Linked DNA regions of Mus musculus: region 2 is linked to region 1. Evidence: chromatin contacts called from ENCODE Hi-C or POLR2A ChIA-PET data. All regions are on one chromosome and are shown on one strand. Each heading gives the region's core, a stretch centred on a gene start or an enhancer-like site at or near the end of the contact. The rest is flanking DNA. Distances are from core to core; before and after follow the strand shown.

Evidence for each region. Hi-C counts contacts between places; a loop is a spot of excess contacts on that map. ChIA-PET counts read pairs that join two places held with the same protein, here RNA polymerase II (POLR2A).
Region 2: a loop to region 1 is called in a map of v-Abl transformed pro-B cells, with 2.2 times the contacts of the local background. The contact joins the promoter of Zfp787 here to the promoter of U2af2 in region 1. A Hi-C loop is called at or near these places in 1 of 37 maps with a recorded cell type or tissue (v-Abl transformed pro-B cells). POLR2A ChIA-PET finds 5 or more read pairs at or near these places in 2 of 5 experiments (Patski and embryonic stem cell).

Annotation. Positions count from the first base shown.
Region 1 is chr7:5,059,957-5,064,698 of GRCm38, forward strand. U2af2 (U2 small nuclear ribonucleoprotein auxiliary factor (U2AF) 2) reads left to right here and starts at 2,187. Exons shown (of 12, transcript NM_133671.3): 1 at 2,187-2,380. The coding sequence starts at 2,332. It overlaps Ccdc106 (coiled-coil domain containing 106), which reads left to right. Exons shown (of 5, transcript NM_146178.2): 5 at 251-829. The coding sequence ends at 567.
Region 2 is chr7:6,153,754-6,158,495 of GRCm38, forward strand. It overlaps Zfp787 (zinc finger protein 787), which reads right to left and starts at 2,212. Exons shown (of 3, transcript NM_001013012.2): 1 at 2,092-2,212. It overlaps Gm36371 (a long non-coding RNA gene), which reads left to right and starts at 3,466. Exons shown (of 2, transcript XR_391130.2): 1 at 3,466-4,512.

The DNA of each region.
Region 1 (4,742 bases), core at 937-3,436:
AATTTCCCTGGTCTACTTCTTGCTCAGGTCTTAACTGTTTTCCATCTTGTTATCCTTTCTCTTCCTGTATGGGGCTCCTCATGTGTCCCCACTTCCATGATTTCTTGCTTGCTTGTTTTCAAATCTGTGTGCCTTTCACCCCTTTTCCTCTTTATGCCTGCCTTCCTGTTTCTACCTGGGTTCCCCCATGTCTCCTTCCCTCATGAGTGTCTTTTCCAGTCCTCCTCTTTCTGTCCTCTTGGTCCTGCAGTGAAGGATGCTGATGGGGTCCTCTGCCGCTACAAGAAGATCCTGGGCACCTTCCAGAAGCTGAAGAGCATGTCCAGAGCCTTCGAGCACCACCGTGTGGACAGGAACACCGTGGCGCTGACCACGCCCATCGCAGAGCTACTCATTGTGGCTCCCGAAAAGCTGGCTGAGGTGGGAGAGTTCGATCCATCCAAGGAGCGCCTGCTAGAGTATTCCCGCCGCTGCTTCCTGGCACTGGACGACGAGACTCTCAAGAAGGTGCAGGCTCTCAAGAAGAGCAAGCTGCTCCTGCCCATCACCTACCGCTTCAAGCGGTGATGCCGCCGCCCCGCACGCCTCCCCCCCAGCAGATTGCTGGCTAGGTCGGCCTTCCCGGGGCACCGCCAGGGCTAGAAGCTGCCCTTCCTGAGCACTGGGCCCTGCTTCTCGGCCGCACACGCTAGGCACCCCGTCTCCATTTCACCCCGCAGGGGCTGCCAGCTAGGCCTCCTTAGCCAGGAGTAGCCCATCTGCATCCCATGCAAAGACAGAGTATTATTCTGAGAGTTTAAATTAAAGAGACATGAAAATTTTCAATAAACTGGGCCCCAGGTCTTACTAGGAAGGGAATATGCTGGGAAGGGGTGGCCGTCGCCACGGAGACTGGGACAGGAGCGCTCAGCCAGAAGCCTCTAGAGAGGTTGGGGAGGGTAGGGTGTAATTAGCCCCAGGAGGCAGAGGTGGGAAGCGGAGCAGTAGGAGAAACTGAGGTAAGACGACTTTAAGAAGGCAGCGCCTGGGGCATTGATTCAATGAACGTTTAGCTGAGCCAGCCCGGAGGAGGTACCGGGGCGCTGGGTAGACTCTTTTCCGCCTGCCCGCCAGGGGTCAGGAGATCTCTCGGAGGTGTCACATTCGGCGCTTGCGCAGCAGGAGCAGGGGCGGACAATTTAACGCGATTGCCTTGGCAACCGGGAGAGAGCAGTCAGGTTTAACCGTCTTGAAGTTAGTGCCTTGGGGGCTGAGGTTGGCGGTGGGGGAAGGGGTGTGTGGGAGGAGATCGGGCGCACGCGCAATGTGGATTTAGAATGGCGGATCCTCCGGAGCGCTGAGAAAAACGTGCCCTAGACCGCTACGCAGGCGCAGAAACCCCTCTCCAATCACCGTGCGCAGGCGTCCCAAGCTGAGCTAACAACCTCCGCAGCGGCCTCGAACACCCTTTGTCGCACTGGCTGCTACTGTCCCACACACTTTCTCTGGCCTTCCGCGAGGTCAGTTTTTTCAGTTTTCTCCTAGAGAGCTAGGGACCGAAAGCTGAGACCCCGCCCCCTCCCCCGTAGCTATCTGGCCCACCTCCCATCAGTCCTCCCTCCCTTTTCGGGTCTTTAAGCCGAAAGGAGCCGAAGCAAGAGCGGAAAGAGCCGAACTTCCCTCCTGGGCGTGAGACCTTCCCGAAGCAGTGGCGGAAGGGACCGATATTCTCCGGAAGGGGCGGAGTGACCCTGTGGCGCCTCCGGAAAGAGCCGAAGACTAGAATCGGGCTTAATCTCTAGAGGGGCGGTGAGCGAGCGCTGGAAACCTTCGGAAAGAGCCGAAGGCCCGGACGGTTAGGATTGTTGGAAGTGACTGACCGCTTGGACAGGGTCGGCGAGGGGTGGGACGGATTTCCAGAGGAGGCCAGAGACAGACGGTTTGAGTTGTAGGAAAATCCGTGTCTTTAGAGGGGGCTGGTGTCGGGGAACGCGAAGACTCGCGGAATCCTCCGAACGTTGAAACGCTAGTTTCCGAAAAGTTACCGAAACTCGGGCAGCCGGCATAATCCTCGCTTCGGGTGATTTTGACGGCGACCGCCGCCTTCCGACTGCTCCGTCCGAGAACAGCCGACAGGCTTCGGAGCCGAGCTCGGGGAAGTTCCGGGGGGGGGCGGGTCGGGCGGGACGAGGGGGTGGAGCCTGGGAGGGGCGGGGCTTGGGGCTTGATTAGGTAGGCGACGGAGTGCCGGCGGGGGCCGGAAGTAGCCGAAGCCAGCGGCGGAAGTAGCCGGAGCGGGCGGGCGGCAAGGCGAGGCGAGAGCTGCACAGGGCCCTACGCGGCCGCCTAAGCATGTCGGACTTCGACGAGTTCGAGCGGCAGCTCAACGAGAATAAACAAGGTGAGGGCGCCGGGGTTGTGGGGTGGCTTCTTGCTTCGCCCTGTGCCCCCCCGCCATTTCCCTCTCTTGTTCGCTTCCCTAGGGCCGCACGCTACCCCCCCACCCCCCCGTCCGTGCCGCGCGCGCCGAGCTCACGTGACCTCCTCTCGGCGCTGAGGGAAGGGGTGGCGGGCGAGGCTCAGGGCGCGTGCGCGCCGCAATAGCCCGCGCCCACGTGGTCTCGGCGGAGGCGGCGCGTTTTGTTAAGTAGATGCCTTGAGAGCGCGCGGGATTCCGTAATGTGAAGCTTTTCTGTTGTCGTTTTAAATTTTTGTCTTTTACTTGAGAAAGATGAATTTTGGTCTCTAAATTCTGTCATTTTCTTTTGCTGCCTTGGCACTTCCGCTTCCGGTCGTGCGTACTTTTCTTTTCTCCACGCCCCCTTTGTTTCCAAAATGGCGGTGGTGAATCAGCCCCCCCCCCTCCTTTCCTTTTCCTTCACGTGGACTGGCAGTGCAATCTCCCGCTGCTTGTAGGTTTCGAGCCTGTTCATATTTTTTTGATTTCTCCAGAACTCTCCTACCTCGATGTTTCTGTCTCCGTCTCCGTCTCCGGCTTTGCGGTGTCTTAGATAAAAATGTGTCCTACACTTGTTTGCCCGCCAAAGAGGGAAGTCTGCGTTCTTTGTGCTCCTGTTGAGCATAAATCATGTATGCCTTGGGGCTTTTTTTGGCGGCAGACAATATCTGTTTTCCATATCCCTAACAATCCCTAAACTTATCGGTTTTAGGCAAAGCCCAGGTCCTGTATCATTCCAAACTCGGGTACCTAAAGCCAGTTACACTATAGGGATTGTAAAATATTCAACAGAATGGGGAAGAGGGAGCTGGCCCATTAACAGGTTAGTGGAGGCAGGTGCTCCCAAGGTAAGATCTTGTACTATGAATTTGGATCAGAAAGGCAAGCAGGCTATGTTGGTGCTGGCGGATTTAGGGATACCGAGGAAAACGTTGATTTACAAGACATTCTCTACAACCTCTTCTTTTTTGAGACCGAAGAGTTTAAATTTCTTGAGGGTTGAGACTTAAGCTGTCTTGTGTTGGGGCACTGGATGAGACCTTGAGAATTATTTGAAATGAAGCTGGAATTGAGGAGAGAGTAGCTAAAACAGTACACGTGGAAAAGTAATTATTCTGAGTGTCCTTGGTGAGCTTTTCTGCTTTGAGTAGTGTATTGCTTTAGAGTATAGGGCTTAGGGATTGAACATACCTGAGTTCAAATACCTTCATTACTCTTTATCTGACAGTCTAATCTGTTACCTGTATGCTGATCATCGATGCTTTGTTTACTGGGTTTTTGAAATTAGTGGTACATACTGACTATAGTTGTAATTAAACTCCTTCCTTGTCAAGGCAAGGAAATTTGTTAAACTCTTAAAATCTGCTTTTTTCTGAGAAGGTTTCAGGTTTCTGTGTAGCCCGAGCTGTCCTTGAACTCACAGAGATCCTCTTGCCTCTGCCTTCTGCTTGAGGTGTGAGCCACCACCACCAGGCTCTAAACAGTTCTAAGTGAATTACTTGTAACAGTCTTCTGAGGACAAAATAGTTTTCTGTTTATTGAGCAGGAAACTGAGGCTCATTTAGTTTTTATTTTTATTTTCTCTTAAGAGAAAATGCTCCAAGCATTAGTTGGAAAGCTGGAGCTGAGTTGAAATGGAGCAGTGTGTATATATAGCATGTGGCTTGGGTTATGCTAGGTGCCTAACTAGCTATAATTGGTATTGTGAAGATAGGTGGATTTTGGCTCAAATAGACTGGTGTTGTTATAGAAGGGTGGGTAAAGTGGATGGCAAATTTTACTCCCTCATGAGACCTGGGTAGTGTAGATTTGACTTTCATTCAAGGAAGGGGAAAATGGATGTTAAAGCTAAGTTCCTGCTTTTGTGTAGATCTCTGACTGCAAAGCCAGTTCCTTGTAGTTCTCGAGTGTCCCTGCTGATGTTGGCAACAGGGCCTGAGACCTGGCCTAGAAGGGCCAGTTGTTGGAGTTGTGTACATAAGACAACTACATTATAGCGTTTTGAGCAAGTGAAGTTTCCTTTTCTTAACTGTCCAGCATCATTATGTGGGAGAAGGTTCTTGTCTTGCTGGAAGAAAGCTTGACCACTTTGTCACCTTGCTTGCCTATGGGTATTTGTCTCTGACCCAGCCTCACTCTATCTCAACTTTAGCCCCCTTCTCAGTTCCTTAAGTCTACTGGGAGTTTGTGTCCTAGGCCCTTGGTATTGTCACTTCATCTCTGGGGTTCTTTGTTTTTGAGACTTAGCAGCAGGGAAGACATTTGGGATTTGTAAGTGGCCCCTCTTCGTGGTGTGGAGCCAGAG
Region 2 (4,742 bases), core at 962-3,461, 1.1 Mb after region 1:
CAAGAGAACTCTGTAGCAGGTGCCTGCCAACCTCTCAAAGCAAGTCATCAAATGTTCAGTCTCTCCTAAATATGGAGGCCCAACACCTGGTGCATCCCTAGTCAGTCAGAGGATGACAATGTGGGTTTGGAAAGTCTGTGAAGTGTGTCTGGGACCCACAGAGCTATGGGTGCCCATTAGTGACTACAGAGTTACTGATGGCCTTGAGCTCTATACATTCTGCCATCTCCCATAAGTCTCAGGGTCCCCTTGTCCAAGACTCAGCATCCACGTCCTGTAGGGCCTAAAACGCTCAGGGACACTCTGGCATATCTCCCTATTGTCCTAAGCTACTGCAAAACAAGAACTACAAGAGCCTTGTCAAGTTGGCCAGTGTCACCCACCAGCAGGCCTGGCCCATGGAAACCTTGAGAACAGCCCTCCAACCCACATCCCCACCAGTGAAATTCAATGCCCTGGGGTTAGTGGAGTTTGTAGTCTTGATGGACTGGGCATAGTCAGGGAACTGTAACAGTGTAACAATTAAGTAGTGGAAACAGCCTGGGAAAGGGGGAAGTGACACATCCAAGGTCACGGAACCATAAACGAGCCAAAATTGGAACTCAGGAGCTGGCTCCAGAGACTTTTTGAACTTTTGCCTGAAAGCAAAAGTATGAAAACCCTTGCTCTGGGTGTATCACTTTAACACCTCTATTGTGTCCTCGTGAGGAATGGCATGAAATTTCTTATCTATGGCTGCAGAACTTAGGAGCTGAAGCGAGGAATTGAGCTTCAGAGCTCGTGGGCAATATTCCCAGTAGCTGCAAATCATTCTTGAATTTCACCATGGGCCAAGCCTGAGGATATACCCTTCTCTGCTCAGATGGAGAACACATGAGATAAACCAAGTCAGAATCTAATGTGAAAGTTCTCTGGGCCATGGCAGCACAGCACTCAGTGACTCCAGAGAAGCAGGAGGGGAAAGTTACCTGCACTTGACCCAAGAGGCTTAAAGCTTTCCCCAGAGCAGAGGCCAGATCTCAGCTAGATTCTCAACAACGCCAAACATGGAGCCTGAATCAGAAATTAAGGGGTTGGGGGAACCCATCAGGTCTGCGTTTTTAATAACGACCTGGGCAATAACGCCTAAGGTCGTCCTGGGTCAGGTCTCAGCTCCTGCTTTCCAACCCCAGTTCATGTTCATTTTCCTATCCTGGTGTTAAGACAGGTGTCAGTTCACTCCCCACTCACTTCTTCGTCTGTGGATCACTTTTCCGACTGACCTTTTGTAAGTGCTGGGGCACACATTCCCGGGGCTTGGGGGTCACCCTATGACCTAACTCTTGTACAGATTGGAGGTGGAGGCGGGAGGTCTGCTAAGGGGCGGGGCTCCGCGCTGGACCCAGCCCTGTGTCCGCCCAGGGGAGGAAGGCAACAGTCCAGGCGGCCCAGGACGACCCACACGGTGCTGACCTTGGCCTGGCGCTTCCCCTCCCAGGACGTGTTTCCTGCCGCCGGTCAGCACGCGCGGGGGAAATAGATGAATGAGCCTCCCGCCACCTGCATCCCGTAATTACTCGCTGGATCAAAGGCCAGCGCATGGCCCCCGAGGCAGCAACGGGCCAGGCGACTCGATTTGAGGAAGGAGAGGACTTGGGAGAACTTGGGCCGAGACTGACCATGGGCCGCCGTTTCCGGTCAGCCCAATCCAGGCGGCGGGGTCTCTCCCCACATCAAGCCTCGCCCCCGCAACAAGTCCCTGGCACTTCCGGCCATGACCGGCTGCAAGTCCAGTCCGGGTGGCCCGGACCCCACCGGTTGGATAACCCAGGTGCCTGCCGGCCCAGCACTGCCGCCGGAGTAGCGCACGCGCATTGTCCCAGGCCGCGGCGCCAATCTCTCCCGCGCGCGCGCGCGAACTCCCCGGCCGCGCGCCCGCTCACGCCCACCCCCCCCACACACACCCCTAACACGACACGCACGCGCACTAGTCCGCTCTGCCGCGCTCGCCCTCCCGCCTCCCCACCCACCCCCGTCCGAAGCCCAGCTTCCCGACGCGCTCTCATCCCAGCCACTCGGCGCACGCCCCCCTGAGCCCGCGGCCGCCCTCACCTCCGCGGCCCCGGGGCCGTCACGCCGCACTCTTCCTCTCGCCTGCCTCGCGGATGGTGGCAGCGGCGGCAGCGGCGACTCAGACCCTGGGGTCAGGGGGACGGGCGCCCAGGCCGGAAGTGACCTTCCCGGCCGCTTCCGCTCGCGCCTCTCCCTCTCCTCCCCCTCCCAGGCCGCCACCGCTACCTCGCCACTCTAGGCAGAGGAGCTCCAGGACCCCTGACCGCTACCCCCTCCGGCTCTATGGTACGGAAAGGCGCCTCGGGACGCTACTTCCGGAATTATCTAGGACCCAGGTCCTCCGTTTTGCTCTATGGCGCCTCGCTCCGAGGGGCTCGGGCCCCGCCCCCTCCCCGGACAGAAGGCTGGGCTCGACCCGTTAGGCGCACACTTCCGGGTGTCGGGGCGGCCCCCAACCCAGCCTCGTCGCTCGCGCCTGCGCGGTGAGCTGCCCGCGGCGACGCTCCCACTACTCCAGTCCTCCTGTCGTCTCTATCATCGTAACCCCTTCCGCCCCGGGGCGCTTCCAGGCCAACGCCGGTCTCAAGAAAAAATTCGGTTCACGAGATCTGGAGTTTTTCCCCAAAATGTTTCCGCTCGAGCCTCCGGTGCGGGTTGCATTTTGGGACGACCTCATCTTGAAATCGGCCTGTTTTGCAGAGAACCAGAGGTCACATTACCTTACTAAGTGACATAGCAAGAATGACCTCGAACCTTCAGAGTAGGGCTCCAAATTAAGTGTTTATGACTTATTACTCTCCTAGAAGAAAGGTCCATCACAGTTTGGAGGATGCTGATGATGAAGAAAAGGAATGAAAGGACCCTCTACAGATATCTGCTTCCAAGGCACAATTTGAAACTTGAAAGTCAATGTCAGCTTCTCTGAGACAAATGGTATCATCATCACGTAACTACCTTTACAAAAGCAGGCGTCAGGTGCTGCTGACACTTGGACTAAGTAAGGGATGGACTTTTTAAACAAACTCCTCCTGCACCAGAGAAAATCCTGGGCAGCCTAAAGAAGCAAAGCCCACAGGCAAAACGATACATGACACCTGAGGACAAGCTAAGAAAATGGAAAGCATAGCCATCTCCTTAGCAAGGTGCTCCAGAAGTCTTTGCTCAGCAGACTGTTAAGGATGTGTAGAGAGTTAGAAAATTCAAGAGGAGGCCTATGCTGAGCCCTGTAATGGAAAATGTCCAAACTGCCTGTAATTCATGTTCAAGCGCTGGACTTCCGTGGTTAGATTAAAGATAAACCAGCCAGGACCTTTCAACGGGTGATAAAGATCACAGGCTGCTTGTAACTGATCAAAAGGCTAAAGGCGAACCCACAGCAGGGGTATTAAAATGGCCCCAAAGGTAAAGAGTAAACGGAGGACAGTAAAAAAAAAAAAAAAAAAAAAAATTAACTATCCCTTCCTGGCTCAAAGCTAACAAAACTAAAAGGCAAACTGGCAGCATCAGACACAGCCACGGTAGTTACTGTTCCATCCCGAGTCCTGGGCCACACAGAGGAATTCTTAGAATGCTAAACCAAGTAATCTGAAGATACATATTTTCTCCATGGTGAGCCTCAAAGGCTCAGGGGTACACACTCACCTAGTACCCACGAAACCCTAACGGGAACAGCTTTGTGCCACTTTCAGTGACAACTACAAGGAACCAAGGCTCTGGGCACCCCAGGCTTTCTCTTGTCTCTCCAAACTTTATCTTTTTTTGTTTTTGTTTTTGTTTAAACTCTAGTAAATGTGCAATTCTGTTTTGCCCCTCCTATCTCCTTATCTCCTTTCCCACTATGACTCCACCGTGATGCTCAGGGTGTACTCCTTCTCTAACTCCAGCCAGCTATCCTCAAGTCACTTTTTGTATCTGATTTGTGTGGGATTATTTTTTTTTCCATTTCTGGGGTTTGCAGGCACTGTGTGTGTGTGTGTGTGTGTGTGTGTGTGTCCATGCATGTGCATGTAAGGTCAGAGAACAGCTATCAGGAGTTGGTTGGTCCTCTTCTATCATGTGAGTCTTGGGAGTCTAACTCCGGTTGTCAAGCTTGGCAGCAAGTACACTCTACTACCTGAGCCATTTTCCTGGCCATAGCTATTGAATCTTGTAACTCTCTGAGTTCTATGATCCATATGAATTTTATGAGCTTGCTGACTCTTCCCGATTTCAATCTAAAGCAAAGTTAAAGACTATTACCCACGCAGCCAATTCCTAGGCTATTTCTGTAATAAGTTACTTCTCCTCTTTGCTGCAGCAGAATGCCTGACCAGAGCCAATTAAGGGGAAAGGATTTACTTGAACGCACAGTTTGAAGATCCCGTCCATCATGGCATTGCAACCACAGTCAGGAAACAGACGGGTGAATGCTGGCACTCAGCTCTCCAGAAACCCCAGCCCATGGAGCAGTGCCACCCATAGGTAATGTGGGTCTTTCTATCTCAGTTACCCTAATCTAAATATCTCCCACAGTATGTTGGAGGCTTGTCTAGATCCATCTAGATCCCCTCAAATTGGTCGTCAATCTTTTTTTTACATTTTTAAAATAATTTATGGGCATGCATGTATGCCAAAGTATGCACATGGATGCAGTACCGGAAGAGGCGAGAGGTATTAGATTCCCTTGCAGCTGGGGTTGCAGGTGCTTTTAA